2 separate regions of the Mus musculus genome follow, and region 1 is linked to region 2. A link is a loop called in an ENCODE intact Hi-C map of the cell type or tissue named here. Cell type or tissue: left cerebral cortex. All regions are shown on one strand. Links, peaks and the distances in the headings refer to the core of each region. The heading gives the core; the rest is flanking DNA. Region 1 holds the start of Isl1 (ISL1 transcription factor, LIM/homeodomain). Region 2 has its middle 560 kb from the start of Gm25985.

Region 1 (16,543 bases), core at 3,765-11,764, 630 kb before region 2:
ACCATCAGGTGACATCTGAGTGAATGCAGGCAAAGGACAGTTGGTCCTTGATTCCATCCACCATTTGGGTCCAAGCTCGGCTCATAGGCTTAGCATCAAGTCCATGTATATACTAAGCCATCTCAATGGCCCTCTTCCTTTTCTTTTAATTGGCACACAGATTTTTGACAGTTTCATAATCACATAAATAGGAAAGGAACTGAAAGAAGAAATCGCCTATATATAGTTTTACATAGCTTTGGCACTGGACTTAAAAACCTCCAAACAAAACCCTTGGAAACCACAGACGCTCCCTGACTGTCCAAGAGTCATTCCTAAATCATTCCTATAGGTAATTGAGGTGACTGGACAGACACTGGAGGAGGAGCTACTTTTTCGGTTTGGGTGGTCTTGAAGAAAGTAAACTACACATATTAAGAGTTTGCCTATTCAGTCCTCCAAAGACGGCCATGTATCCAGTGTTTGCTTACACAAATTATCTCAATGAGGAGAGCTTATAAAATGAGGCCAAGTGCTAAATCTAGAAACACAGGGGAGAATACATTAGAAGGACAGCCCCAGAGAGCCACAGCCTAATAGCAACCAGTAATATTCATAAACTGGTATTAGTCCAAAGTGCATGCCATGAACACGGCAGAGAATGCAATTTTGATTGTTTTGTGTTATTCAGGAGTATTTGCACCGTTGAAATGTGAATTAATACCTTAATATTTAAAAGATCCTTATATGTTCTCCATCCACCACTAGACATTCTCAACCTTTACATTTTTTTTTTAAATGACTCAACCTTAGCCGGTCTAGATGTGCTTTAAAGATACTTTTGAAACCTGTGAATAAAGAATTCAAGCTTGGAGGAACTATTATCTCTTTTGCTTGGTCTTTTACTATGATTAGTTGCCAATCAATTGTCTTCTGTGGCTGCTGTGTTGTGGCTATTGCCACTGGTTTGGTTAGTCTCATATTTCTTCTCCATAGCAGACACTGATCAAATCTTGCCAGATTTTGGATGGGTGCGCCCTTTTATAGAGCTCCATTGCCTCCTGTCAGGCTTTTATGGACTAGTTTATTTCTGCACATGTGCAGGCGTTTTGACTCTATTATGTGCAGAACACATTCTACAAGAACAACTATATCCCACCTTTCTGAGACACCAGACACTCCAATTTTTCCCCAAGTTACAGGTGTATGCGCAGTGTTCCTCCTTCCTGGTTAGCAAGTCTGTTCTTCTCAGAGCAGTGTAGCTAGTCTCATGAGGCCACATGAGAACTGCTAAGATAACCTGGCTGCTGGGAGCTCCTCAAGTCGCTTTGCATAATTTGGATCACGAGCAGTGTTTTCACAACACCTTTCCCCTTTTGTTGTGGTTTAAATAAGCAGTGCCAAATATTTGAATTACACTTTGTGCTATAATCCAATCTGCAAAAAGGGCAAAGGCTAATAAAAACTCTGGGAAACTTTGAAGTCATTGGGTTTGGGGTGTTTTGTTTTGTTTTGTTTTGTTTTGTTTTGTTTGTTTCCAGATTCCTCTTCACATCTGGACTTTTCTCTTTCTGAGTCCGGAATCCTATTGCTTGTTCCATTTAGGTACATAAAGTATCATAAAATTTCACATTATGGTATTTCTAGTACTTCTTGTTTATGTTTTCTGTGATAGCACCTCATACCAACAGTGAATCTGTCTTTCATAAAAGATGCAAGTGTAATACATTTCCATCAACAATAAAACTTTTTAAATTCCCCCACCCTACCCCACCCCCCCCGCCAATAATCTACTTTCTGCAAAAGGAACCCTTAGCTTTGGTTTTTAAAGTTTTAAGCATCAAATGAAAATGATTATAAATTCTGTCTTTTTTCCTTTGGCCTCTATCTATAATCTGTCCCAGATCCGAGTTTCCCTCTTAAGGACACACTGTGCCAGGAGAAGCTGGGTCAACAAGGGCCACCCCTTTCTTTGTTCCCTTTGAGTTGTACCTGATGTTTCTTTCTCAATAATCTTTCTCTTTCTCTCCATAAAACAAAACACTTCTCTCATCTTAACCTACTTCTCTCCTCTTAAATCTACTCTCATCCTTTCTTCTAGTGTTTGATAACATCACCAAAACTCAATACTTCCTCCAGCACTATATTTAAAAGTTTGATTTTTTTCCATCCAGTTAAGTTTTTCTTCCACGTTTAAAGATGCTCGTGTCCCTTCCTCACAGACAGCAGCTTCCAATGGAACACATTTGCACTACTGAAGTATAGCCAAAGTCACATACAGACACAGAACTTCCACGGCTTGAGTAACTTGGATAGTTAATCGCACTTCAAGAGATGCAAGAAACAAGGTGTTAGGATCTGAATTATACTTCTGCATATACTGTGTAAAAATTCAAAACCAGTGATATTACATATGGTGTTTGTCACCAATGAATCATATAACACAAAATAGAACACTGTGCAGTAATAAGCCCCTTGACCAGACCAGGCCAAAACCACAGAACAGAACATTCTAAAGTAAGTTTGCATGCTAGCAGTTCTGTAGACTACTTATAAGCAATCATAAAACTTCCAATATCAATAAAGTTTAGCATGTAAGGCTCTTTGGGGATTATCATACTCTCTAGGGAAAGGCTAGAGATTCTTAATATAAAGCAAAACATTAACTTAGGCTCAATCAAGTGAGAATACACATCATATATTTTTAAGATTCTTTGTTTGTTGAGACAGTGGGTATTGCTCTGTGTAGCACTAGCTGTCCTAGAACTTGCTCTGTAGCCCAGTCCTGGCTTTTGCAAACAAGGCTGGCTTTGAACTCAGAGATCCACCTACCTCTGCCTCTTTAGTGCTGGGATTAAAGGCATAGGCCATCACTGCCCAGGGCAGTATTCTTCTAGCTCGACTGAACCCTCAGATAATAATGATTAAAACAAATTGTTACACACAGAAATCTTTCCACTATCACTATATTTTAATAATGGGTACATATCTACTAGGCAATATAGAAAGCAAATCTATTCACAGTGCTTACTTATTTTATGTCAACTTCTTATAAATTTTGAAGTGATAAAAACTAGCATTATATTAATTTTATTGTAACATTTACATTTGAATAATGATCATGTGATATTGTCATATCTCAAAAGTTAAGTTCATAGTTAGCCCTTAAGCATCATTTAGAATTTATTCATGTTTTAGCTATTGCTGGCATAATTAAAGATTTCTGAATAATAAGCAGTAACACATTTAGTACACAACTTTATAATGTGTAATTTTTGTGCATAAACAAATGTGTGTAACATAGAAGTGTATTTCCTTGTAGCATTGACTTCTAACATCTAGTTTTAGATCATGCTCTTTGATTGGTCCTGGGTTAATGAAGTTTCAAATATTGTTCTTTTTTCTTCATGAAAGCATATTTGAATATAATTTTTAAGTCTGCCAATTAGTTTCTTGGAAGAAGGTTATGCATATTAGAAGGAGCACTTGATTTTTTTTTCCCCTCTATGGAACTATCTTCTAAAGTAAAATGGCACTATCATTAGCATATAATTACTTCATAATTACACTTAAAGGAAATGCTGCATACTTTTGATATCTTTACATATCAGATTGTGAGGTACATACCACCTATAAATAGAGCCAAAGAAAGCTTTAATAGGCATCTTTTGAATCTTTCTAATTAAAATTGGTTTTTGTTGGTTTTTTTTTGTTTGTTTGTTTTCTAGACTAAATTTTTTACAATAGAGGTGTATCAGATATGTTAGGAGATGACTGAAAAATGGCCACAAGGTAAGTATTACCTTTTGGCCAAGGAACTCTTAAATCAACAAAGATACCAGCTGTCTGGATCTGGTGGCTATGTATACCCACCCCCATAACATCCATGCATCCTAACATCTGAGCATGGGCTGCATACCGTTCTCCTTTCCCAGAGAAAATGTTTGCTTAATAAATTGAATAAGACAAATATAAGAAAGATACAACTAACACCAACATCGGAGTGAAAATTTTAATATTCAGATATGCATGTAAAAGTTCCAGTGCTATTAATGTACTGTATATCGTTTCCAAAAGCTGCTACCAAGACATACATATCTCGTTGGTTTTCTTAAAAGTGTACTCTCAGGAAAAGCAGAGACCCCAGCGATGGTGGGAAATGTGAATGTGACAGTCTGTGACATTGCTAAAATACTGTCTCAGATCATTCCTTTCCACACTCGTGCTCATGTTGGGGAAAGCTGGATAATGGAGCATGGGTGTGTTAAGTCTGGATGTTCAGCCTACTCAAAAGGTAGCATCTATAAGCTCACATTGCATGCCTAGGATTTTGGAGGGTCTCCCAGTTTACAGCCCATACCGGGAAGCAGGCACATCTTCGTGCCCCATTTAGATATTTCCCTTTATATCTCATCTAGCACAATGAAGTTCACTTTGCTCAGCATCTCGGGGCCGGTCATCCTTTTGGAGCCTGTTAATAACTCAGTCCATTTGATTAAGTAAAGCTGTTTTCTAAAGGAGCCGTCTCCTGTAGCCCCCCCCCCCTTCTCTTCCCTGTTCATATTTTTTCCCACATCTTTTATTAGATATTTTCTTCATTTACATTTCAAATGCTATCCCAAAAGTCCCCTATACCCTCCCCCCACCCTGCTTCCCTACCCACCCACTCCCACTTCTTGGCCCTGGTGTTCCCCTGTACTGAGGCATATAAAGTTTGCAATACCAAGGGGCCTCTCTTCCCAGCGATGGCCAATTAGGCCATCTTCTGATACATATGCAGCTAGAGATATGAGCTCTGGGGGGTACTGATTAGTTCATATTGTTGTTCCACCTATAGGGTTGGAGACCCCTTCAGCTCTTGGGTACTTTCTCTAGCTAATAAAACTCATCGCTTTCAGATTCCACACAGAAAAGGATATGTCCTGCCCTGTACTTGATGAATATGAACAGGGTACTTTCTCTAGCTCCTGTATTGTACCCTGTTCATATTTATCAAGTACAGGGCTGGACATATCCTTCTTTCTGTGTGAAATCTCAAAGCGATGCGTTTTATTAGTGTGGATCTAGAGGCATAGAAGATTCTCAACAAGAGCTGCTTCACCCCTTTATTAACCTCCATGGGGGGGGGGGGGCGCAACACACACCAAACTTAAAAAATTGTCCCAATGATCTCTTTCCTCAAAATGATTTCAGATTTTACTAGGGTATAAAGATCTTTTTCTTGCCCCCAAACTCCTTCAGGCGCCCAGAATCTGCTGATAGTGCACCCATGACTCCCTGCCCCCTTTATAAAAATAAATAAAAAAGCACCCATATTCAGGAACCTCAGCTATGCCACCCGCCACAACATGCTTTAGCCGACAGACAGCTTAATTCAAAGGACCAAGGAGTAACTCTTGACATCACCTTGGCAGCCAACCCCAGCCCTAGGAGGCCGTCTTGCCCACACTGATATAGAAACCTAAGGGAAGGTTGCCTTTACTCAACCCTGGTAGTTTCCCAGCTTGACAACTCCCTCTCCAGCCCAGGCCCGTAATTTTCGACTCCTCCCCCACCTCTTTGACCTCTGAGGTATCCCACCCCAACCCCCTCCCCCGCTCCTTCTCGCTGTAAACCTCCCGAGGCTAAGGTAAAACAACTCAGAGACTCTAAATTCAGAGCTGAGGCTTAGACAGACTGCAGAAGAGGAAAAATGGTCCGGGCTTTGTGAAAGGACCATCAGCTGGATTTGATGAATTCCTCAACTAAATGAGGCTACTTTGCTCCTGGGTTCTCCGAGACCTGGGCGGCAAGGTGAGTGCTTTGGAGCAGATCTAGTAGACTACAACCCAACTACGGAGCCCACAGCTCCTTTGCCACGTAGGCTCGCTCCATCAACTTAAAGGAAGAATACACTTAGAGCAAGTTTTGTCAAAGGTGGGGTTCTGGGCCAACTTGAGCCAAGCCTCTTAGTGCATCATGATCTCTGGTTCCTAGGCAGGACTCGGTTAAATTTTGTCTTGATCATTCAATAGTTACAGAGGGGAAGCGGAGGATTTCCTTTGAAAAGGGTTGTTCCCCGATTAAGAGAAAGCAGTAAATACCTCCAGAAGCACGGTTTGTAAAGAAGGTGGCAAATCTCTGTCCTCACTTGACCCAGCTCCTCACAACATTCAGCTTGGGCTCCTCAGTCTCAGGACTGATCTGAGGTTTGCGGCTTCGTCGCTGCCGGGAATGTGCAATTCTATCCCGGCTGAGAGCCGAGCAGCAGACCGCACAAGATCACTGCCTTTGGAGCCGGCCGGCCGGCAAAGATTCCGGAGAAAGGAATGCTGATGACAGAAACAACCACCTGAACTCAGAAATGCAGGCTCGGAGCCTCTGCCGGGAGACGAAAGTTCTGGCTAATTCACTGGGATTGTTTTAGTAATTGGCACTCAACACAACTATATTCTCAGTAGGAGTCCTAGGCGATAAGATGGGAATCACAGCGAAGGTTTGTTATTGTTAACAGCTACCTTTATTAGCGGTGTTGCTTCTTTTTCTTAGCAAAATATTAAAAAAGGGACGAATAAAGGGATAATAATTTCCGACATGATCTCTCTGTGGGGATCTCTCTCTCTCTCTCTCTCTCTCTCTCTCTCTCTCTCTCTCTCTCTCTCTCTCTCTCTCCCTCCCTCCCTCCCTGTGAAATCAGAGAAGTCTCTCCCCAGATCCCCAACAAGCCACAGGCAACTGGAAGAGAAATAAATTAGCTCTAAGCATCTCCATCCAGCTCCCCATGGAACGTAAGTGCTAATCCTGACTCCCTTTAAGAGCATGTTGTTTTGTCTGATCTTTGGACATGATTAAAGATGCCAATGGTTCAGAGACTGTTCAGAAAAAAGTAGGAAAGAGTACACATGCATTCTTTGTCCTCTTCAGAGCTGAATGAACACCTCCGTGTTTCATTCCGACCCCTAAATTATGTGTTTATGAAGGTGAAGGGAATATATCCTTTGTTACACTTTTCCATCTGAATAGATTGCTCATTAAAAGTGGAAGCCTAGTTGTTCTACTAGTTCGAACCAAATTCTGGTTCCTGGGAGTAAATAAGTGAACGTAGTCACTGCTTAAGGAAAAAAAAAATGACCAAAGAAAGCCTCCCTTTTGTGCTCAATATTATTTATGTGGAAAAGCATAGCTTTTCTCATTATACAGATTTTTCAAAGAAACACTTAGGATTCTCTTTTATCTGCCAGACATTAGAGAATAAGTAAGTTCTGAGTATGAATTTACTTTCCAATGGCAGCTAAAACATACTACAATTTCTTTTCTTTTCTTTTTTTTTTTCTTTTTGGAAAATGGTGTGGTTTCATGATGTTCAGGGATCTGTGTCTGACTTTAAATATAATGTGGAATGTTTCCGTCTTAATTAAACAGAAATAAGAAAGCAGGAGCAGATAAACAGAACGGTCTTAAATGGACCAGCAGGGAGCTCAGGAGGAACAAACATGCGCCAGGAACTGTGCTCCAAGTCATGTAAGCAAATACTACAGACTCAAGAGAAACTTACTAAGTAAGCTTAGCGGGTATCTCTATGGTACAAAGACACTGGAATCTTATATAGGTGAGGGAGGATGAAGAAACAGTTTATGCATTTCATTCATTACTTCATTTTCAAAATGAAGGCGCTCAAACTACAGATTCGCACCCCTGCTGTTTTGAAGGACAGATATTTGACCTAGCAGCATACAAAGGTCACAAGAAGTCCAATTTTGACAGGAGAGTGTCTAATCCCTCATTGAACACAAGAGGTCGCCCCTGTAATCAAATGCTCAGGGGGAAAAATATTGCTAATCACTTTTATGTAATCAGTTTTATGTATTCTATAAAAAACACTGACAACTTTACAGATACGCTTGATGTGTTAAATACACACATAGCAATCAACTAGGGGAGGAGGAGAAAAAAAATCTGTGGTCATATGAGAATCTCTGGGTAAAGGGAAACATTGTGGCCAGCAGCAGGAACTTCGATTTCTATGCAAATTGTATAATCACAAACACACAGATCTTCAGAGCACTTTCATCACCCGATCCTACTATTACTGAGTTCCCTCCAGCGTCTTCCACTGAGTGGAGTAGCTTTTGCATGGATCCTGGCTTTTATCAGTCTAAGAACCAGGGGAATGAATGCCTGTTTACAATAGTGCCCTGAACTAAAAAAAGGAAAACGTGTCGTGAATGCTGTGGAAGACCTGCTCACATTGAAAGTTTGTTCCCAAACTGTACGCTAGATTTTCTACTTGGAATTGCTATGACCAACGACCCTTTGTAATAATGTGTTGTTTGAATTAAAACATTACTAATTGTTTTGGTGAATGCCTGTATATGTTTGGAAGGGTGAAGAGTGAGGGTCCTTTGTGGGTCTCAAGTCACTAGACTGATGCTTCTTTTAGATGCCACATTATAAACATAGCGTGAAGAAATAGAATTGGTTCAGATCCCCTATTTATCTTTGTTGTTGTTTGTTGTTGTTTTTAAATCATGGTCAACCTGGCTGTATAGAAGGGTAGCATGCCCTTGTACGGAGGGAACTGCTTCTCTGGGCTTGGCAAAAGCAGCTTGACAAAAGATACCACACATAGGATGTCAGAGAGCAGAAACCGGGGTTGAAAGGAAAAAACACAACCAACCGGTAAAGTTAACCGGAGTCTACACAACTTTCCATCCTGCTCACGGACTTCAAAATAATTTATAATTAAAAAAAAAAAAAGAACAGGAAGGGAAGAGATTCCCATCTGCCTTCTTAAAGAAAACAGCAAAACAAGAAAGGGGGGAAAAACCCACTCCTGCTTCTTAACCTCTTTTCTCTCTGTGTGTACTCTGAAAAGTCACAGGCTTTCTAACTCGGCCACTGCGGCCTAGGTGGGGTTCACAGGTTTTATCATGGTTTAGATCTGGTGGAAGAAACACAAAAAGGAGTTCCCTAACCTCTGGCTCTTCTAAGAGGAAAACAAAACAAAACAAAACAAACAAACAAAAAAAAAAACAAGCTGAACCCTTCTACGATTCTGTTTGTAGCCTCTCTCTCTCTCTCTCTCTCTCTCTCTCTCTCTCTCTCTCTCTCTCTCTCTCTCTGATCAAAGTCCCTCTAGAAGCTCCGGCAGAAGTGTGGGAATTCTGTGTGTCCCCTAATAACTGCCTCTGAAAGACTGTAGATTTTGGGGAATCAGGAAAGAAATTATTGGCAAAAGTTACCGGTGAGATGCAGCCAACATCTCCTCCAGATGGCTTCCCCAGAGGAAACAAATTAGAAAGCTAACCTCAGGGGAGGGAAGTAGGCGCCCCACTCTTCTTTTGCAACAGACCCTCCCTGCTCACGCCTTCATACTAAAAGATTTAAAAGTCTCTAGAGAATATTGTAAAGTTGCGCTTATAATTACCAAGCCGTTTAAGGGCCCAGTGCACCTTTGCCTTAAAAAAGAGTGGACAACAGATCCATAGACAGACATGGACAACCCCACCCCACCCCCGTAAACTTTAGGGTCCTGCACTCTGACTCTAGATTAGAACACTTTCATGCTAGACTTAAAATTGAACAGGAGACCTCACGGGTCGGGAGGAAAGGAACCAACCTCGGAGTTAATTCGTTTTACCTTTTCGTTTGACCTTTGCGTTTCCAACCCGATTGTCCGCTAGGGAGACAAGCTCCCCTTTCCTCCCACCCCAAGTCTTTGGAGAGCTCAGATTGGGGAGTAACAGGGTCAACACGGTAGCAAGAAAAAGAAAAAAAGAAAGAAAAGAAAGAAAGAAAGAAAAAAAAGAACACAAAAACGAAGTCATAAAAAAACCCATTTCTTTTGGGTCTAACCGTCCTACTCCGGGTTTGTCCCCTAACGCGTAGCGCGCTGCTAGCTCCAGCAGATGCGCCCTTCCCGCAGGCAGCGAAATTGGCCAGCCCTGGGCTGTGCGCGCCAGCACGGGAGTCAGTGAAGGAAAGCGGCCCGTTCCAAGTGCCCCCCTTTTCCTGGAGCCCGGTAGGGACCCGCTTCACAGGAAGGACCTACCCACCAGCTACTCGCCACGGGCGGCAGAAAAGGGAGCCCCGAGCTCAGCGCAGCCCAAGGTCCGCGGGGAGCCCGCGGCGCTGGAACCCCAGGACACGACGCGGCGCGTCCGGGAAGGCGCGGGGAGGGGGTGGTGGACAAGGAGGCGGCGGCCGGGGACCCGGGCCACCCGGCGCCCAAGGAGCGACGTGGCCTCGGGAGGCTTAATCCTCTCCTGCGGGCTCGCCGAGCGGGCAGTGGCGCGCGGAGGCGCCGGGGCTGAAATATGATAATCAGAACAGCTGCGCCGCGCGCCCCGCAGCCAATGGGCGCGGCGCTCGCCTGACGTCCCCGCGCGCTGCGTCAGACCAATGGCGATGGAGCTGAGTTGGAGCTGAGAAGTTTGAGTAAGAGATAAGGAAGAGAGGTGCCCCGAGCCGTGCGAGTCCGCCGCTGCTGCTGCGCCTCCGCTCTGCCAACTCCGCCGGCTTAAATCGGACTCCCAGATCTGCGAGGGCGCGGCGCAGCCGGGCAGCTGTTTCCCCCAGTTTTGGCAACCCCGGGGGCCACTATTTGCCACCTAGCCACAGCACCAGCATCCTCTCTGTGGGCTATTCACCAATTGTCCAACCACCATTTCACTGTGGACATTACTCCCTCTTACAGATATGGGAGACATGGGCGATCCACCAAAAAGTAAGAAGCGGTTTAACCTTGTGGGGCTTGGTGTGCTGTTGTGGTGTGGGGGGGTCTCTCTCAGGCACCGATGACAGGGCTCTTTGGATTTGTAGTCACTGCCTGGAGAGACAGAAGAGAAGGTGGTCCTTTTGTTGTTGTTGTTGCTGCTGCTGTTGTGTGTGTGTGTGTGTGTGTGTGTGTGTGTGTGTGTGTGTGTGTGTGTGTGTGTGTTTTCTTCTTGTCACGCTTGCAGCTTGCATGTTTGGTGTGAATTCCGATCTTTGAGAAACTGATCATACCTTGTGTTTGAATGCTCTGTGCCCTCCCAAACTCTAGCCGCCTGCCCGGTGCTTAGCGGTGATTTCCTCCTCCGGATTCCGGAGCTCTTGGAGAAGTTATTATGTAGCAAAGGTCTGCCTGCACAAACCACACCGGCAGATATGAATTAGCATTAGACTTGCAAAAGAGAGCGAGTGACAACTGTATTGATGTCTACTCTTCTAACAATATCCATTCCCGCGTGCTATTGAAGAACGTGCTTCACGGAAAATATAGACATCCCAGCGTTGCTTTAACGCTTCTAGTCAAAACCTTTTCTTTGACATGACTTATCCATAATCTTGCCTAATGATTATAGCAAAGAGGGAGGAGGGAGAAAACACAAAATGAGCGGGTTTGATTGCGTGCTAAGCTTACAATGTAGACTATTCAAATCTGCGTTTTACATATATTCCACCTCCCTTTTTAAAAAAGCGAGTCAAGGTTTTGATGGCACACTCCAATTACCATCCCAAAGTGCAATACTCTTTAAGGGAAGAACAAGAAAAAAAAAAAAAGGGAAAGAAAAAAATTCTTCCAGAATACACCCTATAAGAGAACGACACTAAAAGTGTGTTTATCTCTGTAGGAAGTAAACGGTTAGTCAATCATGCATTTATTTTCATTTCAGAAAAACGTCTGATTTCCCTGTGTGTTGGTTGCGGCAATCAAATTCACGACCAGTATATTCTGAGGGTTTCTCCGGATTTGGAGTGGCATGCAGCATGTTTGAAATGTGCGGAGTGTAATCAGTATTTGGACGAAAGCTGTACGTGCTTTGTTAGGGATGGGAAAACCTACTGTAAAAGAGATTATATCAGGTATGCCATTTTTACAGGGTTATTTTCTGAGATTTCTTGGCTCTCCTTGTTTATTATTTGATGTGCCTTTGTTTTGTTTTGTTGTTTTTAGAGGGAGGGAGAACGTTTACTTTAGAGTGCCCAGTGTACAAGAAATGTTTTTAAAATTAAACTGTTGTTCATTTCATATCTTTGGGGGGTGGGGTGTCGCTGTGTTTCATAAATTTTTGTTGATAAGGTTTGTTAATGACTCTTTGAATTTTTCATACAAAAGATTATTTCCCTCTTTAAACTTCCCTAAGGACAACAACAAAATTAAGGCAAATAAGTTTAGGGTTTCAAACTTTAAAAATTCTATTTTCACTGTATAGTTTATCATCTTATTTATTTTTCTCCTGTTTTATCAATGACTTACATTATTTTGGGGGCTCCAAATAAACAGACAAAAGTTTCACCAAAGGATTTTTGAAGAACAAGTACAAACATTGCTCCCTTTACTTTTGGGGTGACTCTTCCTTTGATAAAAAATTTTAAAACCAAAATAAAATATTCCTTAACGCCCCCCCCCCAAAAAAAACCACCGGAAATTTAATCTTTTTAAATATTAACCCTTTGGTGATATCTAACTGCCTTTTCTTTCTTATCTTATCTGGGCTGATGAATTAGACAGAGCAGATCAAATTGCCCATCATCTGTCTGCGAACAATTGGTATATTTAGGTAATTGAACAGCTTCCTTTCTCACATTAAAATCTAGTAACTGATAAAATGAGGGAATCAGCTGACGGACAAGACCAAAACCAGGGAGGAGGATCTGAGCTGGCTTTTGTTGCACTTTTTTTTTTTTCCTAATTTCAAGTTTCTCTGACCTACCAGTTTATATCAGAAACTTGACTTTCTACCTTAGAAAGCCTGGTAGAATTTCTAAAGGAAAATGTGTTTGTTCTAATACAAAGCAAGATACTGTTCCCCTTCACTGTTAGGCTGGCGATGGCAGAAATGTAGCCGATTTTAGATTTCAGAGGTGGCCATTGGCAAGTGATCGGCTTTTCCTAAGCCATAAAGCGCTTTGGAGCTTCAGAACTTTCATTAAAGTTTAGTTAAGATTTAAAATACAGCCCCACCAGTTTTTCTCCTGCTGGAATAATGCCCCTCCCTCGGTTTTGTTTTGTTTTGCTTTAAAAAAAACATAGATTGGAGGATATATTCATGATAGCTAAAATTAAACAATATACTAGGGAGGGTTTGCTTGTTTGTTTGTTTGGTTTGGTTTTAATGACAAGGAGAATGGGAGGAAGTGGGATACAGGAAAGGGGAGGGATTTCGTCAATGGTTTGGGAACCCGGCAAAGTAAGTCTTCCTTCTATAAAATGGATGATCTTGCATTGGAGAGGCAGAAGGTAGGAAAAAAAATTTCAAGTCTGTCTTCCAACCTCTGAGAAATAATCCCTTTTCATCTTTTACTTGGCTGGTGTGGGCTCTCGGGACACTGGAGAGGGAGAAGGGAGAACCTACTTTGAAACTCCAAAAGCATCTTTACGCCTCTGAAGATACTGTTTCCCTCCCTTGTATACAGACTTGCTTCATTCCGGATCTGTCAATTTGCAGATGGAGTCACTCAGTTACTTTTCCTTTTCTCTTCTCTTCTCTTCCGCCTGGGAGCATGTTTGTAAGTGTGTGTGTGTGTGTGTGTGTGTGTGTGTGTGTGTGTGTAACACCCATGCACAACCCTTTTGGAGGATCTATAGTTGTAAAAGCAGGGTAGAGTGACCATTTTTATTTTAAGGTCTCTCATTGGGGAAGCAACATGCCACCTCCTTTGTGTGGATCTTGTCCTATCTTTTTTCACTCTCTATGTAGAAATTACTGATAGCTATTGAGGGATATCCAGGCAATGAAGCAGTGGATGGACTATAAGGACTATAAGGACTGAGCGGTGGTAAGGAAAGGCTGACAGGGGAGGAAGCTTTTAGCAGTGCGGGTTGGTTTTGTTGTTTTTTTGTCCATTTGTCTTGCTAGCCTTGTCCCCCAGGCAAACTGAAGTAGAGGTACATGCTTTAGGAACCGAGGAAAGACTGGTTGGAGGAACAGAAGCTGGGCATTAAAATAAAAGAGGAAGAATGGAGAAAGAACTTTCCATTAACAAGAGCCCCGTGGAAAATCTTTAGTTGGATAAATACTGGAAGGCCTTCACTGGAGAGGACCTGGAAACTCTCTAGTGCTTCATCTTGTTATTGCGTTCTGGGATTTTGTGTGTTCAGATGGAGTGGGGTGACCCTCAGTCCCCTTCCCCACCTTTGTTGTTGATGGTGATGATGGTGGTGGTGGTGGTGGTGTGCTTTTTCAGAAATACTTTTAGTAGCAGAAATTGAGGGATAGAGAATGGAAAGCATAGGGCTACTGGCCACTAATGTCCCCTGAATCCCTCCCTGCAAGTATTTGCAAGAATAATCCTGAGACTGGTACCAGAGGCTGGTTCGAGGTTTAGAATCCATCAATAAATTTTCCTTGGTTTGGGCTGAGTGCCTGAACTAAGAGGTACAAACTTAGACAGACACAGAGGTTCACCATAAAGGTTCCCCTTGTTAAAGGGGAGGTTAAGGAAGAAGGAGGGAGAGGAAGAGAAGGGGGAGGAGGGAGGAAGGGGGTGGGGTTGTTTCTATATTCTGCCCAACTTTGCTATTGCTATTTTTTTTTCCAGGCAGGTCAGGTTTATGGCCCGGGTCTCTGGCCATCTTGGGACAGAACCTGCCTGAAATCACCCATTTTTGTGTGTGTGTGTGTGCTTTTCTTCCCATGCCGGGGCCGGTTCATTCAGGTTGTACGGGATCAAATGCGCCAAGTGCAGCATAGGCTTCAGCAAGAACGACTTCGTGATGCGTGCCCGCTCTAAGGTGTACCACATCGAGTGTTTCCGCTGTGTAGCCTGCAGCCGACAGCTCATCCCGGGAGACGAATTCGCCCTGCGGGAGGATGGGCTTTTCTGCCGTGCAGACCACGATGTGGTGGAGAGAGCCAGCCTGGGAGCTGGAGACCCTCTCAGTCCCTTGCATCCAGCGCGGCCTCTGCAAATGGCAGGTACTCCTCCACCCAGAGGCTGAGAAAAGGCAGGCGGGGCTAAATCATAACCTTTCTTTCCTGCAACCTAGGGGTCACACAGTGGTGCAGAAAGTGGCCTGCAGTAAACCACACGTGCTCTTTGCCTTTCTAGCAAATTTCCATACACTCGTCGTCTGCCTTGACGGCACAACCACACATCTAAATGTCTGTCTATATACAAGTACACAGCATACCCCGCTTGTGCACACATGTATACACAAGCCCAAACTGTACTGTCAGCTTTACTTTGGCCTCTAACCCATAGCTTACTGAAAATGGGCTTCAGCTCTCTGCCAGGTTTTCTCCTAGCTGCCGCCTAATTAAAGGGGTGGAGCCCTAGGTCTCGAGGAGTTTCCTCCCTAGCCCTGCGAAGGAAGCTTAAGCAGCCCCAAGGCATTTAGCTTCCCACCTCTCTCTCTCTCTCTCTCTCTCTCTCTCTCTCTCTCTCTCTCTCTCTCTCTCTCTCCCTCTCCCTCTCCCTCTCCCTCTCCCTCTCCCTCTCTCTCTCTCTCTCTCTCTCTCTCCCCCCCCCTTGGGATTTACTTTCCAATCCAAAAGCTTTTTAAAATTTATTTTTATGCCTTTGTCAAAAAACAAAACAAACAAACAAACAAAAACCCCCATGTCCCTAAAAGATACAGTGTCAGTAACTGCAGGCACTGCACAGGACTGTAACTTAAAACTGTCAACAGCCTAATCTGCAGTAATTGCCTTTTAAAAAGGAGCCTGCCTCTTTAAGCCATTCATTCTACGTGATTTGGTGAGAATTTCATCTCCAAGCCTGTAGCTGTAGCTCTAAATTGACCCCATAGGTGTTTGGCCTGACCCCAGGGGGGCGTGGAAGGTGTGGGATTTGTACCGTGGAGATCAGAGGACCAGTTGCCCATAAAGGAAAGTGGAAACACAAAGGTTGGCTAAAACCAAGACCGGCAGACAGCAGAACATTGTTTCCTCCCTGCCTTCCAGTCAGAAGCAGGTCTCCATCCCTCCATCCCCGTTAGTATAAAGCCATCAGCTCCTACTAAATACCAGAGGTGAGAAAATGACAGCTTTTCCCCAACCCCCAACTCACCTCTTCTAGCTGCTCTGCAATTCTTCCCTGAGTGATGTCTAACTAGCAGACAAGGGATAAAGCCAAGGGTGAGAAACGGCAGAAGAGGCAGAAATCTTGGGAGGGAAGGGAAGGACCGTCTCCACTCCTCAGTCATCTCAAGCTCAGACAGTTCAACAGAGTTTCAGTTTTCTTTTGCTTGGGGTCAGCGGGTCTCTGGAACATCCCACATTGTTGATTTAGTACTAAGAAAGACAGGCGGACCATTCGGGTAGTTGGAATCCAGCATTTCTTTAGCTTCTAAATATGATTGTCCCCTAGAACTGAAGTTCAAGGCTTTCTGGCATAATTATCTGACTTTTGGTCGCAGACTTCCCAGCCCTGTCGTGTCTCTAGCTGTCACTGGGGTGTTCTGCGTTTTATTTTCAGGTACCCTCTATGACTTTAATCCAGAAGGGAAAGGCAAGCCTGGAGGTGGGGGTGTAATCTGTGACCTTCTTCTGGTTATGAGGGAAGGGGGGAGGGAGAGATTTTACTGTTGAAAAAAAAATGTCTCTGGTGCGGGTGGAGACAGACTTCTTTCGGCTAATTGTGTAGTGAATGGGGAGTA
Region 2 (16,543 bases), core at 4,297-12,296:
GCATCACCACCTTTTGAATCAGAGAATCAAATGTTTTCATATGAAGAACTAGAGGGAACAAGGAGTCCAGAAGGATCACTGGGAAAGAACAAAATACACTTATCTAGCAAACTCTCTCTCTCTCTCTCTTTCCCCTCTCACTCGCCCTCCTCCTCCCCTCCCCTTCCCCTTCCCCCTTTCACTATGTGTGTGCATGTGTGTAAAATGTTCAGGAAACTAACACAATTCCAAATAGGTGAAACAAGGATGTGATAAGAATTTTAATATTCTACCCCTGTAATTCAGGACCAAGGCTGCCAAATCCTGGTGGTTTGCTCTTTCTTCAGCGACTTTCCAACCAGGCAAGATAACAATTATAACCAAGCCAACCTCCTAGCAGGGTAGTGGAATGATAAATACTAAGAGGAGCAAGCATGCAACACAAACCTTTAAAAATATTTTTAGATGCTGAAATATATATTTTGAAAACCCGATGGTAGAACAAATAGTGTAGCCCTTTAGGGATTGGAATTTATATGATAAATACTTAATTAGTCTATGAAATTAACTCTAAGTATTTGGGATTATACTAGCTTTCCAGTAAGTTAGGGGCAACCAAAAAGAAAAGAAAAGACAAGACAAGCAGAAAGAGAGAGACAGAGAGAGAGAGAGAGACAGAGAGAGAGAGAGAGAGACAGAGAGAGAGACAGAGAGAGACAGAGAGAGACAGAGAGACAGAGACAGAGAGACAGAGAGACAGAGAGACAGAGAGACAGAGAGACAGAGAGACAGAGAGAGAGAGATATCTGGGAAGACAAAAGGAGGGAAATAAAATAATTTTCATAAGGTACAATTTTTTAGGTCAAAGAGCCTACCTTCAATTAACCAAATAGATGATAGAGAATAGTAATTGAATTAAAATTATGGATGTGTAGTAATTAGATCTTAAGTGAGGCTATCTACCTGTACTCATTTGTATCTTGTCTCTACTAAACTGTTGTTACTGAAATAAGTGTGAAATAAGCAAATGCACGCACATTTACTGTAGCAAACAGGCCTCCCAGAATCTAATTAGACAAAACTCTGCCATCTGCTCTGCATTATCCTGGTGCCTGCTCAGATGGATGCTGCTTCATTACTAAAAGGCAGAGGGGATGCAAATTGAATTGAGCTGGACTTCCTCTCAGACAGAGACCAGGGCATGAAGTCAAACCCTTGCTGTGAACTAACAAAGCACCACTGTGGAAAAAGTGGATGAGAGGGGATTTCTTTTTCTAAGGCCACATGTCTAGTGCTTAGCAGAGGCCATAAGGGACTGTTCATCCCATTGTTCCGAACCCGGCGACATGAGTCACCACAATATAAACCTTGTTCACTATGCAAATTGTTGATTTTGGTACTTAGTCCCTTGTGACAGATGCCCTTTTATTAGCTGTGTGTCATGGCATGTTGAGCTGCATTTAACACGAGAAAGACAAAAAGCTCGCGGGACTGATATGAGAGTCTATTTTGTAAAGTGAACAAGTTTCATTCAGTTATTGAAATGCTCTGGTAAAATTATTGCTGAAGAAAATACCCATTGTATGTCATGATTTTCAAAGCCCATTGTGTGTGTGTGTGTGTGTGTGTGTGTGTGTGTGTGTGTGTGTGTGAAGCTGCTACATTGAAAGCTTTGAACTAGTTTAGAAAATGTCTATATCCATAAGAACAATTAATTGGTGATGTTTTTCTAAAGGACTGAAAATGATACTTTGGCTTAAAAAAAGTTATAGATCTAGAGAAGGTAAAAGCTAATATATTAAATGTTCTACATTTTTTGGTCTTGAAAATCAGCTTTCAAATGACATTTTTTTCCTCCATATGATGAATTTGTGCCATTTTCTTCACTAAAAGCTATTTTCCTGTACAAATGGATGCATTTTATCCTGGATTCCATTCATGCTTGTTTTTTAAAAAATGTTTATCTCTTTGTAGAAATGCACTTTAATAAAGACACACTCTCCCCAGCCTCAATAGGAGAAGAAGAATTAGATTTTGTGTTAAATTTAAGGGTTTTTCTCCAAAAAGTACTTTTCCTGATAAAAGGTTACAAAGTATCAAACAAGAACTACCCATAACTGGTAAAAGCATAAAATCTAGAGACTTTGATGTGAATTCAGTGTTTTCTTTTCTTTTCTTTTTTTTTTCTTTTTCTTGTACATTTGGAAAGGGCAGAGAATCCAGTTACAGGAGTCAAAAACTGTGGACTCAAGTCTTTGCTATCCTTTCCCCAATTATCTCATTCCTAAGATTTTCCCAAGATTCTCTCTATTCCCCAGCCAGTAAACCCAGCCCTGAGTTTCCAGTGTAGAATCAAATAAGTAGTTCTACTCTTCAGTAAAATTTCCTGAAAAAATTTAAAGTTCGCATCTCCCAACAGTCTAAGTTTTACATTCTACAGATTTTCCACAGCCAAATGGGTAAGAACGAGTACAGGGATGGCAGACGGTTGAGTCTTCACAACAACAAATATCACTGAGGTCACAGAATCCTTAGTAGCCAAATTTAACTCAAATATTACAATTTCGGGGACATTCCAATTGTATAATAGATCTAATAGATCTTCATCTTTGCTCCATTGAGTGGATGTTCATCCATGGACCATGGATGATGGGAGTGGCTTTTTTAGTTCTTTTTTTTTTTCCTTTTTTAAAAATTAGATATTTTCTTTATTTACATTTCAAATGTTATCCACCTTTCCTGGATTCCCCTCTTCACAGGACCAAGGTCCTCACCTCCCATTGATGTACAACAAGGCCATCCTCTGTTACATATGTGACTGGAGCCACAGTCCCTCCATGTGTACCCTTTGGTTGGTGGTTTAGTCCCTGGGAGCTCGGGGGTTCTGGTTGGTTCATACTGTTGTTCGTCCTATGGGGCTGCAAACCCCTTCAGCTCCTTCAGTCCTTTCTCTAACTCCTCCATTGGGGACCCCATGCTCAGTCCAATGGTTGGCTGAGAGCAACCACCTCTGTATTTGTCAGGCACTAAGTTCCTAAAGGAGCAAATCCACTGGGTTCACATGAACTTCAAGGTGAAGAATATGAACGAATGCTGTGCCTTAAGCAGAATTCCTTGTGCAGTTTGAAAAATGAAGCATAGATCAGAAACTGTTTCAACTAATATTCCCTTTTACTCAGACAATGCACACTGACCCATCTGCAATTTCAGCATATTCCTTTGTGGTGTTATCTGGTACAGAGCATCATTCAATGTACACTTTCTCTTTGTTACTCCCACTACTCAGCCTTGTTCAGCAGGAACACAGCATCATTCAACTCTAACACACTGCATTTTTCTCTTGTCCATTATTTGTTGTTTCTTGTCATTTTTTTTTTTTAGTGTTGCAGATTCTCTAAACTTGTAACTAGTTATCCTGTTTATATGTGGTCCTTCATAGTAATATGTTAAGACTTCTATTCATAGATGTTACTTTCAACATTGTTACAATGATCTAATGGGCATTTAACTTTGGGCATGGCAGGAAGCAATTTCCAACATTTTAGAATTTGGGAGTATTTTACTATGATCTGCTGCTCCTGTTCATCATATAATTCTCAGCTGATATGCTGCTGTGCACAGCCACTGAAACCCAAGAAAGAGGAAGTATTGAACGATGCGTTATAACATGTTAAACATCTTCAGGCTTTATTCTCACAATTTAAAGTAAAATCATTAATAAAAATTGTTTAAATCTGCTTGACTCTTACAACTTTTTAATAATCTAAAATTTACTTTTATTTCTTGCATTCAATTAAATTACATGTAACATATAATTCATTTCAATTGTTAAATCAAGAATGTGCATATTTGGAAATATTGTTGACTTGTTGGTTATATCAGTGCTGGGAAATATTTAAACACAAGTTGTAATACAAGAAATAAAAAATTATATTCTTCACATATTATACTACAGAGCATGGAGGAAGGCACATATTCAGAGCCTAACTTATTACATTAAGGACAATAAGGCAAAGCTATTAACATCAAGGGTAATACAATGCATAAAATCACCTGGATCTATCCAGGTTGTGAAGAATGTTAGATACTGGACACATATACCTGCTTCAGACCCATGTGCTCATAGTATTCTAGTACAGTACAGTAATCTGCAGTACAAAGCTGTTTATCTATCTACAAGGACTCTCTTCTGTGTCTAGTCCACCCTGAGGCATGGTGCCTGCTAATTTAAATTTTATAAAGTGGTATTTTTAAAAATTGTTGCTTCTCGTGGAGAAGTCTGCCTTCAGTGATGCCTTGGCTAATGTTGATTTTGGTCTGCAACTGGTTTGCAATGAGGACTCACTGTACCTCCCTCCCACGGGCTGAATGCTACTACTAAGGTATAGCAACACTTTCCTCTTTGTACTCTTACAGTCTAGCAGGTTTATGTACTTGATTATTACAATGCTGTTATAGGTATACTCACTAAAAGGCTCAATTATTAAAAATAATAGATTAAATTTTCTATTGTGTGTTTATTTTGTGGCTTTGACAATTTATATTTTTCTGAATTTAATAAAGTTTGCATGATATGCAATAAACAGATCTGATGTTTTTCATATATTTATATTTATATAAATAACACAGTTTTTGAGTTCATTTTCACCAGAAACTTTTGCCAGACATGAATAATACAAAATAGATGGTGTAGCATAGGAAACTAAAGAAACAATTGGACCAATATTACAGACACTATACCAACTGGATCTTGTAACCCATGGTCAATCCCAGTTGTGCCCTGCACTTTGATCTGTTGACACTCTCTTTTAATAAACACCATCTTCTTCCTCCTCCTCCTTCTTTCCCTCTTTTCCCTTTTTCTTTTCCTCTTTCTCATACTCCTTCTTCAAAAAATAGTGTTTTATAAGGTGAAAGGGCTACACTTATCTGTAAGTATAAGAATACATGTTTAGAATGCAGTTAGCAATTATAGAACAAAAGTGGCAATAGCAGATTCTCCCCCAAGACCTTTGGCCTCACTAGACTCTGATAGTTGGCTACATATCCAGTACAAGGTACATTTTCCTTCTGTCGAGCAAGCACTCCAACAGCTATTGTTAGCACCAAGGTATAAGCAACAGTATTGCACCTGAAGAGGTATCTTATTATGATTGTCCTTGTTGTGGTTCACACACATCTCATCTGCACACCACTACTGATTATGCTTTTCCTTTGGAAACTAATGTAACCAGTTCTGGTACTAGGAGAGATACTCCTTAGGAAAGAGACTTCTAGATCAGTACTTGGTTGGACAGGAGCAGAAAGATTGTGAGAGCAAGAGGATCAGAGCATTTGCTCCTAGATAGTGTCTTCTGCACATGAGAGAAGAAGCTATACTCATGAAATCTCAACATTATTGTTTCCTAAGCAAGACCTACCTGATGGCAGCACTACGATACTCATAAAATAGACCTGGAAAGTTTAATAAGATCCCACACCTAGATGAAATGATTGTGACCGAGGAAGAATCCATTTTCTCCAGGGATGAGCTTTCTGGCAGGTTAGTCAATTAGTCAAATGTAAATACATGTGAATAGAAAAACAATAAGTAGATATAGTAGTTACATATACATGTGTGTATATATTTATGTATGTATATATGTAAGAATAATAATGAAAGAACAACATGTGAATTTGAGAGGGAGTAGATAGACATGTGTGAATTTTGAAGGGAGAGTGTAAAGAGTAGGAAAAATATAAGTGTAGTATTCATATGAATTCTTAAAGATATAAAAATAAGAGATTAATGTAAATCCTTGAAAATATAATTATCAGAAAAATCCTTTAATAAAAACAGATTTTTATAAATTATAATTATGCAACTTAATTGTATACATGGTTTATAACAAAACTATTATTAATTTCTGAGTCAATAAAACTGACTATATCCATGAAATATGAATTATAAATTCTAAATATGTTGATATGTGAAATATAACACCTCACCAACACATCCATGAAATAAAGGTGACTAAAAACCTCCCTCCTACATAACCCCTTTTTTCTAAGTTATTAGTCTAATAGGCTTAATTGACTTGTTTTGTATTATTTTCTAAGATATAGAACTTGATACATTTCAAAGATTAGAATTTTCTGTATTTAGGTACCTGAAATATTTCAGCTTAAGTAAAGTGTAAATTTAGTTCTACTTTTATGAATAAAATCTGTATATGTCAATCATATCACTGGATGGCTTAAGTCATCTTAGATAACACATAGTTCTCCAAAACAACATAGACTTGGAGGACTCTTGGTTCATTGTGCAAAATGTCCTTAATAAATTAGTTAATGTCATTAATTACTTTGTTTAGGTAATATTTAAAAGTGTAAAGATGGTTCATTTTGTAAATCCATCATGCATCCAAATGATGTACATTTCCTGATACATAATGAATGCTTTTCAGATGAGTAATCAAACAGGATTTAGATGCCCAACACAAACCGAGAATATGTATTATGATGATCAATTTTCAAGATAGTAAATCTACCTCCTTTATCTCATCGAAGAAAGGTACTAGACTTTAAATTGGAGATGGCTGCATTTAGAAATAAACAGAAAATAATTTGATGAATAAAGGAATTATAATATTTTTGATGAATCTTTCAAATAAAAGAGGCTGAAAATAGTGCTTTTAAAGGAAGCATTCTTTCTCATGGTTAAATGCATCTCTCTCTCTCTCTCTCTCTCTCTCTCTCTCTCTCTCTCTCTCTCTCTCTCTCTCTCTCCCCTTAAAATACATGCATTGTTGTTTAAACACAAGACAGTAATATTTCACTGCATGGAAATTATCAAGCTTTTGGCTTTTCAAATAACTTCATATTTACACTTAGAAATTCTCAATAAGGTTCCTAAATTTGAGAAGTCTTATATAAATACTTAGGTTGTTAAATCTCTAACAAGCATTATATTAATGACCATATATAAATATATTTTACCTACATTGGCATATAACTTTTGTATGGTTTGTTGAGTAACTATTTCATTTTCTGATATTGGTTTAAAATAACATTTATTAAGAGATTCTAAACCTTCTTTTAAAAATATATGTTCCTTGTTAACAAAACAGTTCAGCCTTTACTGCAAGGAAGGGAAGCTAAAATTATAATGGTCTTCTGTGTAGTGAGAAAATATTTTTATGGTTTGTGATAACCACTTTGCCACGTGTACACAGCCATACACTATAGGCATTTTTTAACGCTAGAAATGGAGAGTAACTGAGCATATGTTTTACTATCTTGCTGCATTATAATTTACTATTAACGTATAGAGCTTTCTATACTGTAGTCCATGTTACGGTAAGCAAGCAAACAAATCCAAAACCTCAGTGGTCTTTCGCCACAACGATCTCTCTCTTCCCTGCATAGGCTTCATATCTGTTGTAATAGGACCTAGCTTCCCCTCCAACATCACTCAAAGGCAGAGGTTGAGCGGGGAGCAGCAGTGGGAAATACTGCAGTGGTGACGTCATGTTTCTTTTCCAGAGTGGCAGATGTCACTTTCACACTCAGTTGTGGCTAAAATGTTTCACATTTAACAATAGGGCAAAGAAGCACAGCTCTCTCCCATTGGGAGTTCAGAAGACCTTAATATTACTGAACAGTGTAATGCTACCCTATCTATCTACAGTTATGAACCCAATGCCAAGTGCAGAATAATTACTTTAATGTTCCTCAACTGATAAACAGATTAAGAAAATGTGATACAGACTCACAATGGGATATAATTCAACTATAAAGTGCGAAGTCTATCATTTATGATAGCACACATGAAGTTCATGGTAATCTATTGTGGATTAATAATATTAAGAGAAATAAGACACTGAAAGACAAACATTTCATGATCTCCCTTACATATGAAACCCAATGAATTTTCCTATAGAAATTGAGAGAGAGAAAATGCTAGCTACCAGAGGATCAGGAGAGTCGGCTTTGTGAGGGAAGAAGAGTCTGTTATATGAGCATTAAAGTAGAGTTGGTCACTGTGTGCTAGGTTACAGGAGCAATGGCATTGGATATGCTGCTGGACAGTAGAAGGATTATATGTTGACAGTAAAGGACTGAGCCTAAACTACATAGTAAATTCCAGATCCACTTTGTTTGCAAAGGAATGCCCCATTTAAAAAATAAAACACAACAAACCACCACCACAACAAAAACAGTGCTACCCAGTTCCTACATGTATTACAGCATTACACTCCTTCCCATAATTATGGGCAATATTAGTTGAAAATAAACCTTTAAACCCCCCCCCCAAATAGCTCAAAGTTCCAAGGTTACTTTTGAATAATATCAAAGCACAACAAAACAGAACAGAAGCAAAGCCTTTGGAGAGACGATTATGAGGTTACTAGAAAGAATGACATTTACGTTCCAAAATGGCAGCAGTAATAACAATGTCAGGCATCACTAGAAAGTTTTGTGACAATTATATGATGCTAGAGTACAGCATAAGCTCCTCTAAGCTTCCTCTCCCCGATAAAGGATGAACATCACCTTTGTCATTACTCACAATGAGAACGTTAGAACTTCACACTGAGAAACCATGTGGTTCTTTTCCACAACAGTTCTCAAAATTGTTTCCTTCAAAATTCCTTAATAGGTCAGATAGATATGATGAGAAGGCAGATAATCATCCACAAAATTTACGTCATTTTCCTGCCTTTGAAGGAAGAGTAGTGGCATCTCCCAGGTTCTTGTTAACTCTTTTGAAAATGCTATAAATTGACATTTGGCAAAAAAAATTAATATGTGGTGCTTGGGTATTTGAAAAAAATGATGGAAATATTATGCTATTATAGTTATACCTAGTGATAAAAATGCCCTCCTAGCCAAATTTCTTGAAGCAAGGTGGAGCGATTCAGATATACCCCGAGAAGGACAAGGGAATGTTTTTATTATACATGGTTTGCACCTCTTGTGAAACTTTGGACTTTCACGGACAAATTTCTTGATGTATCTTTAGGAAGAGGCGCATCCCAAATCCAAGGACCCCGTGTGACATGTATCCTGAGGGAAGATTGCCACCTACTGGATAGCTGACTGCTCTCTCAGGTCTTGAATGTAAATATCCTCATTTTAGTATAAGATCCTTCATAAATCACAGCCGTGTTTGTCAGCTAGGACTTCCTCCAGTCATCTCAATTGAAGCTTCTACCTGTTTGGGATACTAGCCATACAACAAATGTAGATGCTTCAGCTCCAGAAGTCCCTGTCCCCTGTCCCAGAGCTCATATGTATAGCTCCTTAGAAGGCAAAGTAGAAGGTCTTAGGGTTTTAAAATGTTACAGAATCAGAAGATGGTATCCTGACTCAATCCAGAAAACATGTTTTATGTTAGATAAATATGCTGGTAAAAATAAATAAATTTCTTTTAAAAGTTGACTGCTCACAGCTTTATAGACTGGAAATTTTTTACCTACTGCTTTTTATGTAACACTTAAGAATGTAATTAAGAATATTCATATGAATAGTTAAATCATTGGTTATTTTTAATACATAAATATGAGGCAGAAGAAATCTTTTCCACATTGAAGAGTGAACGGATTAGTGTAACAATTCTCAACCTTATCTTTAGCATATTGGACAGAAGGATACGTATAGAAGTTCTCATAACTCTGCTGCCAACTTGAAACCCAAAGTGGACTTAAACACAGTGTTAATATAATGATAAGGTTCTAGAAGATCTGGATAAGGAAGAAAATGAAGGAAATGCCAGAATGTGCAGAATCTAAGTGAAGAGTGTCCATCAGAGAGAAGAGCTTTAATGACAAAGATTAAAAGGAAGGAGAGTGGAAGAGAAACAAATACAATGGACAGGATGGAAACCACTAGCAACAGGCTAAAGTCTGATCTTTAAAGCCACATAACCTGCAGACATGGGTAGATAGCTCACTGGTTAAGAGGGCACACTGCTGTTACAGACACCTGGAGTTTCTCTCTCAAGCACACTGTGGGAGGTGTAAAATCACCTGTAACTACAGCTCCAGAGAATATGATGTCATCTTCTGTAGTCTGTAGGCACCAGCACTCACTTGGCACTTAATCACAGGTAGGCACACATACACATAATCATGAATGAATATAACTTAACCATAAAAGAAATTGCATAAACCTGGGGGCAAAAATAGAATGATAAGGGCAAACAATTCAACTTCATCTGCGAATAACAGGTTGTTTTTAACTGCATTGTGAAATGTGACACTAATCCTTCTTTTCTTGATGGATGTCATTTCTCTTCTGTCTTGAGCCCTGCAATCTACACTTGCATTTCTCAGTCATTCTGTTGTTACCTGCGAGGGTCAATAAGGCATGGTTTTGGTGTTCTTGTGTTGTAGAGATGGTGAGAACAGTAATGAATTTAGGATGGATATGGGAAGTGTGGGATAGGGGACATGTAGAGGGAAACAAAGTATAATTTTATAATTAACAATCTATTAAGACTGTGTTATATTCTCCTAAAGATTCTTCCACTAATTCAGTAGCCACCTTTACCTATTCAAGGGGAAAACATTTTTTTGGAAAGTATTAATAAGATCCCTGGTCAGCCCAGAAATTTTAAGGTCTCTGCTCCTAAATTCTCCAGGACATACTGAGAATAAACTGTGCTGTCCCTGATTAAAAAAAAAAAAAAGAATATGAAAAGCCATGTGTGTATCCTTAGCAGCACATAACCGTTCATAATTTTTTTTAAATTGAGACAGATACTCAAATACCACTTATGAGACCATTTAATACATGAGGGTATTTTGCTGATTTGAAATTAGTGACCTTTTTTATAATCAATTCCAAATCTTGCCAAATAATTATCTAATTAAGATTATTATTATTTAAAATAATAAATAATAAGGGCCATGGAAATTGGTGAACTGTCCTCTTCCTCTCTCCATTTCTTTGTTCCTTCCTCCCTTCCTTCCTTTCCCCTTCCCTCTTTCTTTCCCCCTTCTTTCTCTGTGTCTCTCTCTTGTCCCACACCTCTTTTCTTTCTCTCTTTCTCTTTCTTTCTGTTTCTCTCTTTCTCTTTCTCTCTCTCTCTCTCTCTCTCTCTCTCTCTCTCTCTCTCTCTTTCTCTTTCTCCTTTCTCTTTCTCTCACTCTCTCAACAAGGTCTTTTAAGGCATTAAATTTCAAATTTGTTATTCTTACCATATTTATTCTGTTTTATAATGAATTCAGTTTGAAGATTTTTCCACTAGGATCCAGAACAACAAACTTTTCTTTTCATTTTTATTTCTTTCTATCTCTCTCTTTTTTAATCTTAGATAGCACAGTATTTCATGAAATCATGAACAGGGATTTGAAGTGGACATCAGGAACCACACTCCCTGTGTTAAAGCCTGGGCACAACTCCGAATAACAACTGATGCCCTGTTTGGTTTTTACAGTGATGATGTAGTTGAAATGAGTTATGGAGACTTAAAATAACTAGTAAGGTGAGCTTTTGGTCAGCATACTATAAATAATAGCATTGAAGATTTGAAACGCACACACACACACACACACACACACACACACATGTGTGCTTTATCCAATAAGTCTATTGTAATTAAACACAACTTTTTAAAAGCAAGTATACCCTTCAAGCAGCTGTATGAATTTTCTGCTGTTCTCCCTACCCCCCACCCCCTGAATTTTAGATTTATACAAACCACATCTCAGCTGCTACCTTTCAACAATTTTACTCCGAGGCAATAAATAATTCAATGTGCTAATTTGACAGATGACTCTCCAGGAGCCACCCGCCATTACTAGCATCATTAGGCCATAATATGCGTGACGAGGAGGATGGCCATTCAGCAAATGTCCTTCACTTGTTTACTCCTAAAGAGCTGTACTCTGCACAATTAACTAATGAAGCATTATGGGCTTTTCTGCCCTTCCCTGCTATTTCAATATTCCAGTGTGGAAAGCCTGGAGGAAACCCCATCCTGTCTCCTTTTGCTAAATAAGGGTTTACAGGATGGTTTAGACTGAACCGGAGCTCCCAGAGAAATAAGGAGAAAATAAGATAGGAAACACCGATTCGCATCATATCTGTCATTAACACTTCCTTTCTTTTCTGTGATGTGTAAGGAAAATTCAAACAGAATTTGGCCATGAAAAAGAGAGAAGAACAAAAAAATGAGAAACCTTCATAACACAAAGGAGAGACAACGTTCCTGCAAATAAAACTCATATGTCATCCAATATTTCCTGCTAACAAAAGTTTTGCAGTGTCCTTATGACGTTACATAATTTTATCCTGACCTAAGAGCTTGACCAGAGGTAAAGGCCCTCTGAGTCACCCTCGATTTTACATGTTCAATCCAGGTGAAATTACTAAAAGTTCCGTGACTAAGGCTGTTGGTGTGTACAGGCTTTCTCTGACCAAATTAACAGCACCTTGTATCTCTAAAGTTTCAAAATGTCCAAGTTTTTGTCTAAAGAGCTCATTCCCACAGGCATGAATTAAACAAGCAAACATCACTGTTATTACTCACTAAACATCACAAGATCGAGATCTTTTGTTGTCGAGAAAAGATGGCTGGCAGTGGAAGTGATTTTAGAAACTTCCTTGCCATGAGTGCATACTAAACTGGAGAGTCACACTTTGCAAATGGTATCCTTTACTGCTTTACAAAGGCTATGGTTGTAAGCACAGAAAACACTCTTTGTTAAAGGCATAACAAATGAATGAAGGGGGGGTGTGAGAAGGGATGCAGGTCTCAAACACATTTCCAGTCTACACCAGGCCCATGGCATGGCTCATGTCAGAAACGTTCTAGTCTTAGATCTAAAATCTGTGATTTTCTGCTGGCTGAGAATACAATTTGATAATGATGATTGCAATGTTTCCCTTACACAAATAAAATTAGGATTAATAATGAGTTCTGATATGAACCAAAGAAAGGTATCATGCTCATCGAGTTTCAATTTAAGACTGTTGCATTTATTTCATGTATGAGAAAGGTCTTCGTGGCCTCAGTGATAACCTCGGGAAGATGAGAATCAGCATCCTTGTGTTTTGAGTCCTGCAGATAAATCCTGGTAGACTGGCAATATCTTATCACACATGAACATTTGTCATATTAGTTATTATTATGAACTGCACATTCCCGTTCACTTTTCTCTTGTATAGTTCACATGGTTCTTCTTTCAGCGGAATGAATGAATGCAGGCGTGCTAAGTCAAAACTGCAGGAGATGAATGAAAAATAGACACTTCTGAACATGGATGTGTCTACTGGCTTCACTATGACTGGAGTAGTATAGTAACGAAAACAGTAAATCTGATACCGTTTAGTATGGTGAGGACTGTTAAACGCCTGGAGAGTTTGCTCCAATCCGCCCACAACAAAGATGGTAAATAACTAGAGTGTGCAAACTTATTTTTCAAACGATAGTTCAAAATGAGAAAGTATGTTTAAATGCCAACAGACCATCACCCTTCTTGCTCTTGAGTAGTACAAAAGGCCACACACATCCTTCATGCAATATATTCATCTGATGAAATCTGAAAGGCATCAACAAAACATGTAAACATTATCAATTTACTATGTTGTAGGAAGTTAAGAACGATAACAAATAATAATGCATGTGTTATAAATGTGCTTAAAGATTTCAAAAATTACATTTTTTTCTAATGTCCCTACCTTTCTATATAAAACCTTACATAGAAGGTTTAATTTCCAGTTCGTTGTAGATTGTATAAAATTGTTTCATTTTATGATCTCTGTAGTGAAACTCTTCGACAGGTATATAAGGGACTATAATTTAATTCAGATATGTTAGAAACTGGAAAAGGAAACTGTATACTATCTGGTAGCATAGTTAAGTATTTATAGGCATGAAAAAGCAAACTTGTGTTTAAATGATGGGTTATTTGTGTTTAGAAGCTGCTGTCCAGTGAAAAATGCAATAACATCAAAATTATAACTAATAGAATCACCTTTATCTTTTCAGGATTTTGACATTTAATATGTGTTTATAGATCTCTAGTACATGTTGGACATTAGAAAATATTGCACGCTAATGTTTACTTTGAAAAATAAATTACTTACAAAATATTATGAACTTGCGATGCCTTCAGTGGGGCTCAAGAATTATAATTACTAAATCAATGGCACATAGTTCCCATATAGTCAATTCAATTTAACTAAAATTATTTTGAATTTCATTTAAGACTCATAATGAAGTCTTATTTTTGTAAGAAAAAAAGTCAAAAGCTGCGTGAGGCTTTATTTAGAGGTTGGCTCATTATTATGCAGTAATTTATTCTTTTATGGTGTGATTTTTGCTAAAAATTCAATAGTGTGTTATTAAATAAATCATACCTATGCTAAATGCATCTCAGAAAAACACACTCCCTTGCATGTGCCACTTACCTGCAGGCTCACAGTTCATTGAAGATATTTCTGTTTATTTTGATATCTTTTGTCGAAGAAATGCACAGTAACAATGATGAGCAGACAAAGAGAGGGGAAAAGCCATTCATCCATTCATGGGTAATTGAATTCCCTCATATTTCATAAACAGACTGCCTATCTGTAGGGTTGTGCTTTATTCGAATAACTTTCTTTAAAATGATTTTTCCCTATAAGATGTTGGAATTGCAATAATGTTTAAGAACTCAAGGTCAAAACATTTTTTAAGTTAGTTTATTTGATGAATGTATTGCTGGGAAAGGAGTTACCCCCTCCTTTTCCTTCTCCCCTCTTGCCTACAAATTGCCTTTAGACTGGATGTTTATTGCCCGATGTAAAGAACAAAACAGAGAGGTAATTAAGCCTAGAATTGCCTGCTGGTACTTAATGACAGTCAGGCCATGGGCAGGAGCTTCTGGGTCCACCCAAATCTGCCAAGAAGGAGGCTTGTTTCTGAAACAAAGCCAAACAGCAAGACATCATTACTGTTAATTACCTGGTAAACAAAAGAGACTTGGTGTCTGTGGCAATGCACCAAACTTGGTGCAGCAGCTGATGCTGTAAAAGACGGTTGGTCTGACTTTGTCCCTGGGAGCATTGTGCTGAGATGATCCACCTCCGTAAAGAGCTTAAGTAATTACACTCCAACAACTGTGTTTGTAAGCTCTGTCCCTTGTCTCGCGCTTTAATGACAACAAACAACCTGTCCACTGAAACAGGTGGCATCTGCTAAGCATCACGCGGGACAAAAAAGACATAATCTCAAAGAGAAATTCATTATTTTTGAAGCCAAAGGGCACAGTATATAAAAGCAGGTGAAAGGAGTGAGGCCCATTGAAGTTTAGAAATCCTTTAATAAATAATTATGAATTAAACGAATCGACTACATTGAACAGAATTGTCAACTGCTTTTGTGAGACACTAATAAAAAAGCAAAAAAGAAAGGCTGTAATAACTGTATGTTTGTGTATAAATACACATGCATATGTTATGCACAATGTGTATTTAATGCATATATTAATGTATTTATTACATTGCTTTGTTTTCATTCCTACCCTTTATCTACTATGCCTGATAATCGACATAGATAAACTCAGAGGGATGGCGAACACAGAACATTTAAGTTCGAAGAAGATTGTACACTAAGGCTGTATGTTCACTTGTATGTGAGATGTTTGATTGGATGGATTTTAAAGTCTTAGAGAGGTGATATAGATTTAATGACTTTATCATATAGATACATGTTTTTCCTTTGCAGCTATGTAGTCTTACGTAGATTTCCCCTCATGATTATATTTCCACACAAAATAAAATTAAAATTAATATCACGTTTCTCACAGACACAGTGCACATCTGCTCTGAGCATGAGGTCCACTATGTCACTTGCTTGTTCACCAACACGCAAGTCATTATTTGCTTAGATGCAACTTTTTAGCTACGACAAGAAAAACCACAGGGTGGGCTAAATCAGTACAGGCTTGAGCATATTCGCCATGCGCATGCCCAGAGCCACAAGCTGCGTGTCAAAGCGACCACGGTTTGAACGTCTGCTTACCTGAGACACTGCTCACATTCGTAAAAGGCGAAGGACAAGGTTAGGAACACCTAGACTGTTGTTCTGAACAGTATTAGTGTGTGTTCATAGTATGCAACGATGGGTTTCATGACGTTCCCATTCAAGTGGATTGGACTCTTCTCTATTTTGACCTCCTGTTGCCCTCTGCTGCCTCCTTTCCCATTCCATCCTTCCAATTTCTTTTTTTTTTTTTTTGCTTCCATACCCGCACATATATACTCTATATATTCATAAATATTTATATATTTCATAAACACCATGAATAAAAGTTGTGATGCGGTGTTGGTCTTTCTCACTCTGGGTTATTTAATTTAGCATTCTTATTATCTCTGGTTCTATCCACTTTCTTGAAAATAACATGTTTTATACTTTATAGGTGAATGAAACTCCGAGTCCGTTGACGAATCCTTCGTGTGAGTCCACAGTTCAGCCATCGTGAACGGTGCCACAGTAAACATGGTTGTTCGACTCTCATCTGACTTACACCTCCTGGGGTGTATTTCCAGGATTGGTGCCAGTGGATCTTACCGTAATCCCACTTTTCTGTCA

The links. Peaks named below come from ENCODE experiments on the same cell type or tissue, not always from the same donor. Only the 100,000 strongest peaks of a DNase experiment are listed, where the experiment ranks them.
Region 1: it touches region 2 in a loop (5-fold over the local background); 2 of 42 quality-filtered maps call a loop at or near these places.

Annotation. Positions count from the first base shown.
Region 1 is chr13:116,303,536-116,320,078 of GRCm38, reverse strand. It overlaps Isl1 (ISL1 transcription factor, LIM/homeodomain), which reads left to right and starts at 10,391. Exons shown (of 6, transcript NM_021459.4): 1 at 10,391-10,684; 2 at 11,616-11,805; 3 at 14,602-14,861. The coding sequence starts at 10,657. RefSeq lists promoters at 10,214-10,592, 7,877-10,594. In left cerebral cortex, for the core only: a CTCF peak has its summit at 7,755 (motif pointing right); DNase peaks (open chromatin) are centred at 10,363, 10,612, 11,221, 11,648 and 5 more places; H3K4me3 peaks cover 279 bases.
Region 2 is chr13:115,672,287-115,688,829 of GRCm38, reverse strand. No RefSeq gene overlaps it. Among named protein-coding and RNA genes, the nearest start is that of Gm25985, 560 kb to the right of the region's middle. RefSeq lists an enhancer at 790-2,211. In left cerebral cortex, for the core only: a CTCF peak has its summit at 9,047 (motif pointing left); a DNase peak (open chromatin) is centred at 9,051.